2 separate regions of the Homo sapiens genome follow, and region 1 is linked to region 2. Evidence: chromatin contacts called from ENCODE Hi-C data. All regions are on one chromosome and are shown on one strand. Each heading gives the region's core, a stretch centred on a gene start or an enhancer-like site at or near the end of the contact. The rest is flanking DNA. Distances are from core to core; before and after follow the strand shown.

What was found. A loop is a pair of places that touch in the nucleus more often than their neighbours do. Pooled maps may share reads with other maps.
Region 1: a loop to region 2 is called in a map of sigmoid colon, with 2.7 times the contacts of the local background. The contact joins the enhancer-like site here to the promoter of LINC02268 in region 2. A Hi-C loop is called at or near these places in 1 of 168 maps with a recorded cell type or tissue (sigmoid colon), 1 of 37 single-sample maps with no recorded cell type and 1 of 50 pooled maps.

The regions. Positions count from the first base shown.
Region 1 is chr4:174,447,952-174,451,855 of GRCh38, forward strand. No RefSeq gene overlaps it. Among named protein-coding and RNA genes, the nearest start is that of MIR4276, 26 kb to the left of the region's middle. Within about 2 kb of position 2,645, at least 2 of the 41 ENCODE cell types and tissues checked have a DNase peak (open chromatin) inside an H3K27ac peak, as active enhancers do.
Region 2 is chr4:174,218,706-174,222,391 of GRCh38, forward strand. It overlaps LINC02268 (long intergenic non-protein coding RNA 2268), which reads right to left and starts at 1,693. Exons shown (of 5, transcript NR_125896.1): 1 at 1,609-1,693.

The DNA.
Region 1 (3,904 bases), core at 1,395-3,894, 230 kb after region 2:
ATACACATATGTGTGTGTATATATATAGTGTGTATATATGTATAAAGTTTATTTATATATATATATATATATATATATATATATATATATATAAACTTTAATGAGGATTGTGAACCTGCTGAAAGCCCTTAGGACATTCCAAAGTCCAAAGGTCCAAAGTGAGTCACTTGAGATTATGTGTGGCTCTGCTTGCCCAATTAATGTACACATCTGTAGTTGAAGTATAGCTATTCTAATGTCATCATGCTGAAGGTAATCTAGTTGGTGTCTTTTGAATAAATAAATGATGTACATTCTCTAGTCTCTAGAGCAACTTTTGGATGACCAAGATTGAATCCTTTGAAAAAGGATGACCATTTTCTCACTTTTTTTGTTATGTTGCATGTTTTTCTAATACCTGTCACAGTTAGTCCTGAGAATATTATAGGATAAATACTGGTCTTTTGTATATGGGCTGTCCCATCTGCATTGACTTTGTACTTATGATTCATACTTTCAGGCAACATTTACGCCAACTATGCCAAAGAGCATGAAGATTTTTTTTGGCTTATTCCCTACCTACTGTCAGCTTATGTATTTGCAGTTATACTTCCCTATTTCTGTTGGCTTGTAAAAATGTGTTTCTTCAGTACAAAATTTGTTCATATTGAGTTAAAATGCCAATTTGAGTTAAACTGGGTTTCACTGATCATCTTGTGAGTGCCTAGCTGATCTAAATTATCCTTTTTTGCAATCTAGATGGAAGTTGAGGCTGGGTGCGGTGGCTCAAGCCTGTAATCCCAGCACTTTGGGTAGATCACCTGAGGCCAGGAGTTCAAGACCAGTCTGGGCAACATGGTGAAACCCCATTTCTATAAAAATACAAACATTAGCTGGGCATGGTGGTGCTTGCTTGTAGTCCTAGCTACTTGGGATTCTGAGGCAGGAGAATCACTTGAACCTGGAAGGTGGAGGTTGCAGTGAGCCTAGAGCACACTACTGTACTGCAGCCTGGCAGATGGAGTGAGACTCTGTCTAAGAAAAAAAAAAAAAGACGTAAGTTTAAAGCATCAATTATAAAATCAGTAGCGTTTACTAATTTAACAAAAGTTTACATTCCTTGCTTTTGCATAGATTGGTTAAAAATGTTGTTAATTTTTCAACTCATGTTTAAAAAGGGATGAATTTCTGATTTTAATTTAAAATGTCTCATCATTAGATATTTTTTAGAATTTAAGTTGTGTAACTAATATTTGTCACTTTGATTTGCCATGTATATAATTCAATCCTCTAGATATTACGCAAATGCATCCAAAACTTGGTGATAAAGCACTGCTCTCCATAACCAATATGTTAGCCAAGGCCTTGAATTAGTATTGTTTAGAGGTATCTGTCCTACTGAGACAACTCTAACTGAAATGAAATGTTTTCTGGTGAACAACTTTCCAGACTTAAGTCATCTGTGCACTCTGTTCAGCTCATCACAGTAATTTAAAGGACTTGGCATTAGGAAAATGATTGTAAAACTTCAAAGTCATGTACTAAAACTTTTTCTAGCAGCCACATTAATGGCAATATCTCCATGAGTGAACATTTAGTTTATCCCACCTGCCAAATATATAAATGTTTACATCTTTCAAAATGGTAGAATGTGTAGGTTAAATAAATTTTAAAATCTTCTTCACCTTGTAGCAATATCACTGACCCAGCACTGGGGAGGGGTCACTCTTCCAGGTGAAAGATGTTCTTGAGCTGTCTCTCACTATTCCATTGCTCAGGGGTGGGTCTATTTCTGCCGTTTCCTGGGCTTCCATCCCTCTGGACCACTAACTGGATCATGTCGGTTTCTTAGGGATGTGGGAAGTTTGTGGGTGTGGGTATGTGGGGAAGTGAGAGGTAGCAAAATCTCCAGAAGCAATCTCATTTTGAAAAATGTATGCATTTATCAAATATATTAGGCTAAATATCTCTGAAATGTGTGACAAGTTTCAATTTCCCGAGAAGGACATTGATTCTATTCCACAGATTTTCTCTGGAAACAATAAATCAATCATCATTTTACATCATCCGTTCTGTAGAATATTTTGCTCTCATGTTCTTGTTGATAAACAAGAAACATTCCACTCCACTTAGGTCAGACAATACTTGGAGAAATGGAAATGTCCATTTCCAGCAGGGAATGTGTTGATCAGGAGAAGTTGAGCAGACAGAGAGCTCCAAGGACTTTTCAGTTTCTCAGATTCAGGTCTCTATGGCCTACTTTTATTACTTTGTCTGAAATGCAAATTCTCAGAATGCCAGGCACACCCATATTCCAGTGCAAGAATAAAAACAAAATTGAAAGCCAACTACAGTTGAGCTTTTTATTGCCTATCTCTTTGATCTTGTCCTCTCTCGTCTATCCTTCTCACTCCCAATTAACTGGAATAATCCGAAGGCTGTCTGTATTTAGTGATAAACAACTATAAAAAGGAGGTAATTCATACAATGTAGATACATTCCTAAATGACCAGAAGGCCTCTCTTCTTGCTGAATGTTCTGAACAGTATCAGGTGTTACTGATACGTTGTTTCTCAGTGGTATAGCTGACCTTTATTAAGAGAAAAAAATGCAGGGATGAATTCTCAAATCCAGCCGCTGCTGCTGTTGGGCCTGTTTTCTTTTCTCACAGAAGATTAAGGGTAGGCTTACTTGAGATTCTATGTTCTGGCAAGTCTTGTTGCTGAACTTGGCAGGAGCATTCAAATATCTTTATTAGATGCCATGAATCAAGTTCCATTGCAGAATTCATAACCTTTCAAATCTGGCTGCCTTGTTTTGTCAACCTCACAAAAAAGGTGTGGCTTCAAATAATGTTCATTTTGTGGTGTAGTGATCCAGTGATAAAGGTAAATCTTGTTCCATAGCCTATGCAGGCAATCTTCATTTAAAACACATGGATCTGTGAGTTTGAAATGTCTACAGAAGTTCCAAATATGATCCACAAGATTTTGCCAAAGAAAAGAGTTGGGCTGAAAAAGTACTAGCTTTTTTTGAAAAATGCCAATATTTTCTTTGAGCCTGATGACAGTCCGTTGGCTTTTGTTCTTTAAAGATACAAATCGCCATAGTTTTAGTGGGAAATTATGTTACTACTTTCTTGGAGCAAAGATTTGAAATTGCTCTCTCCAAATCGCTTCCAATTCCAGAAATCTGGCCTAAGGGGATCCAAAATCTTAGAGATGTACAAGACTTAGCCTGCCATTCAGGCATGGCCCCAGCTATCAAGAAAAGCTATAGACAATCAGGAGGTTTTGTAAATACCAGTGAGAAAAAAACTTAACTTGTGTATGGTATAGGCACTCTTGAACCTGAGTTTTGCTTTTGTAGCAGTACTTTAGCCTGGAGGCCCTTGGAGGTGAAAGAGTATATTCAACAGGCACATTCAGAAACCCATCTCTCTATGGAGGTGAAAGGTATTGAAAGATAGACTATCAGTTCCCTGAGATTAATAAAGGGAAGATAGCATCTTCAAGGATGGTTTTGGTGTGCACTAACATTCTGTATGACAGGCGACAGGTGACAGACTAGCATAAAAATTCTGGTCCAAATCTGAAAATCATAAAATTGCCCAAATAAATATAATTTAATGGCATTTTTGTCTATGCATGATGCAATTGTGGATATGAATGTATTAGACATCTATTGCTTTGTATAAAGTAAAACTGTTCTTTTGTGTTTATGAAAATATCCGTGGTGAGCTGGGGGCATTAGCTTTATGTAAAAAATGTTGTGTTTGGGGTATTGTATGTGGTTATTTCATAGAGAATAATTCTATGTTAGAGTAAAGACAGAAAAGCACTTGCTATTTCAGCTCCTATTTCTGATTCTGTGAAACTTTGATAATAGGTCCATGGATGTAGTGGACTAAATGATCAACGTGCAT
Region 2 (3,686 bases), core at 443-2,942:
GCCAGGGGTCCTAAGGCCACGCGGCTGGCTTTCTTCTCTGGGAATCAGGAGATGATAATGAGAAAATCCCTCAACCATTGGCGCGACGAAACTCAAAAATGGACAGCCCTCCCTTATTCATAAATATTACTTCAAATATGTTAAAGACGTTAAGTAATTTTTAGTCTCTTTAGAATTTCCAACGCTATAGTTTATTATGACAGATAAGGTTTGATTTGTGCTAGTCGCGTGCCAGGACACTGAAGGTGAAAAGAAGGAAAACAAGAAAGAGTTTCTAAAAGAATACACGTAACATTTAAGATAACTACATACAAAGTGCTCACTTAATTTCTCTTAAAACAGTTACAATGAATAAATTACATTTCCAACTTAATAAAATTTAATTCTCTTAGTCGTTTGTACAATTGATGGCCTTTGGTTATAAAATTTTACTTTTTGGAGAAATATTGCCCCTCTGTCAAATTATAGCACATGACAAATAATATAGCAAATAATAGGTTTGACTTTTAAACATACACAGTTATTTGAAACAAAATGTTTTTAACTTTCTGGCAGCATAGGCAAAACAGTAAAAGCACAGTTATATTTTAGGAATTATCTTAATACATTCCCCTCTATGATATCAGAACTTACTCCTGATTGAACCAAGGAAGAACAGCTAACTCTTCGGATAAAACAATTTTTTCTCCTTCATTCCCAGGCATGGTTTGGAAAGCAATAAATGCATATTTGCAAGAAGTCATGAAAAATCAAGATTAAAAATACTGTATAATCTTCCTGGTAAAACATATATACATTTTATATCTGACCATATGAAACTGTCATCTATAAGTATTACATTTTAATGAAGCATAACTCCTCATGATATATTTATTTCATAACAAATGGCAAAGGTAATATTACTTATCTTCAAGTATTTTTTCTTTTAAAAGCTCCTCCCACCAAATGAGAGACCTCTATTTAAACAGCAACTTCTATTGAAATATATGATCTGAAGGAATTCGCTATTTGAAAGTCTTTTGACAGCTTTACAGATTATATCTGTTGAGTTTTTTCTCTCTCTCTTATTTCCACAATTTACATGTGTGAATATATGGGTAACCCTCACTAACTTTTCAACATCAGTCACGCACATTAGGTAGAAAAAATTAATTTTGAAACTATTCTTTGTTTTTAAAATGATATATGTCATTACTGTTAGGTGAGTAAGCTAAGTGTGTTTTTTTGGAAGGGGAAGGTAGGTTAATCACAATGATAGAGCAAATATAAATAGTATTATGTTGTTGGTGTTAAAAGGCAAAACCTCTTAGTCTGTGAAGATCACCTACTTACCTTCTCTCCATTAAAAAAAGAGTTGAACTTTTTGGCTCCCTGTATAATGTGTGTTCTCCATAGATTTTATACTAAATATTAATATTAAGATTATAGAGCTAACCTTTTTCTAATGTCAAAGAGCTTTTGAACAATACAGGCACAAGAGAGAAAAGACACCTACCTCATACATTCACATCCCAAATTTCCTATCTCCAATGCAACAGGAATAATCTTTTTATTCCATTAAAATGGTCACTAACCTTATAATAATAAAGGCATGTTTTAATCTCTTACCTGAAGGAGTCTTATCAATGTAACAAGAACTGAAATTGTGACTGGTCCTTGTTGTCGTTTACAGTACAGAGATCTGTACTGTATTGCCTTTGTGGAGGGCTGAAGTAACAACATATGACTACTGCCTCCTGAGACCCTTATGAAAATAAGATATATAGCTGGTTCAAATAAATGTTTTAGGCCTTGACCCAGGAATATAATTGAGAAAAACAAATTATTTCACATACACTAAAACATAATTAAAATGTTATTCTAAGCTTTGCTTTTGTGTGTTATGTTGTATGTGCATACTAATGTTATCCTCAATCATAAAGCTATGTAAGAAATGATTGTACTTTTAAAAATGTTACGTAAACATCTTTTTTCCTAAAAGTGGCAAAAATTACCTTAGAAAGCAGTTACAGTGCAACTTTCACTTTTAAAGGTTTTCAAGATTGAATATTTTAATTCATAACATATTTCTCATTGTTAAAATTCTTTGGCTTCCTCATATCTGGCATTTAAAATTTTTCAGTTGTTTTGTAGACTATGTATGTAAGGTTGCATTTTTCACTGTCAACATAAAGTTATTGTTTGCTTTGGATTTAATATGTATTTGGATATGTATGCATATTTGTTTAAAACTATGAACTCTGGGGAGGGTTTTAATTCTATGCAACATAAGTCAGTTTTATATAATGAATATATACAACTTCAGCTAATAAAAAGTAAGATTTTAATCTTGACAATATATTCCTAAAATGCATTAAGATATTGTCAATCTAAAATGAGCTTGATTTGAGAACAAAAAGAATAAGTTCTTTTAATGAACTAGTGGTATATTGTTATATGTATATATGTTTTGCTGATTTTAGCAAGAAAATGGAAAATAATCCATAAGAAAATGGAAAATAATCCTCCTGCAAAAGAAACCTGAAGTGGATTACCTAATAAATTGTTTTCAGCCTGAATTTTAAGGTATCACGACATAGTCATGTTTGTTTTTTAAAATATCATTTTCAAAAATCAAAGACATTAATGGTATTCTCTATTTCAAAACTATGATCATTATTCTGCTTTTTGCCACCAATATTTATGCTAGGAGAAACATGTTTAAGAGTCATCAACACCTTGGGCTCATTGACCATACGAATGAGTCACATGGTCAAAATGAATAAAATGTTATTTAGAAAAAGGAAAAATATATATATATATTTATACATATGCATAGGTATTCTTTTTAAATGAATAAAAGGGCTTCATAATTTGGGACAGCAGAAAAAGGGAGTAGCAAGCATCACAGCCCAAAGCAAGAATGAAAGTAGCAATGGTGTCTAGACAAAGGAGCAAGGATATTTGCTTTTACAGTTAGTTTTATTTGGGATATCTTGGAAGAAAGAAGGGTAGGCTCTCAATGGCTAAATTAAATTATCTGGATGATTTGTCTACACAGAGCAATAATGACATCTCTTTTTGTTGTTGTTTGCTTTTGTTTTGTTTTTTGTTTGTTTGTTTGGAGACAGAGTCTCACTCTGTTGACCAGACTGGAGTTGCCCGGGCTGGAGTGCAGTGGCATGATCTCGGCTCACTGCAGCCTCCACTTCACGGATTCAAGAGATTCTCCTGCCTCAGCCTTCTGAGTAGCTGGGATTAAAGGTGCCCACCACCACACCAGCTAATTTTGGTGTTTCTAGTAGAGACAGGGGTTTCACCATTTTGGCCAGGCTGGTCTTGAACTCCTGACTTCAAGTGATCCGCCTGCCTTGGCCTCCCAAAATGCAGAGATTAGAGGCCTGAGCCACCGCGCCCGGCTCCTCTTCCTGATGTGCTATGTAGATACATCTCTAACAGGAAACTATAGATCCCCCAGCATTTGCTTTTGAAATAATTCAAAACTTTCATTTCAGTTAGGAAACACATTTTGCCAACATCATATTGTCTATCTTTTCCATTACATTCCCCATAACAATAGTTTTTAAATGAAGTATGCCTCAACTTAATGTTTATTATTAATGTAACAACTATTTGTTGACTGTTTACTACAATTCTCGGAGCACCAATGACTAAAACAAACAAAATAACCTTCCCTTGGTAGAGTT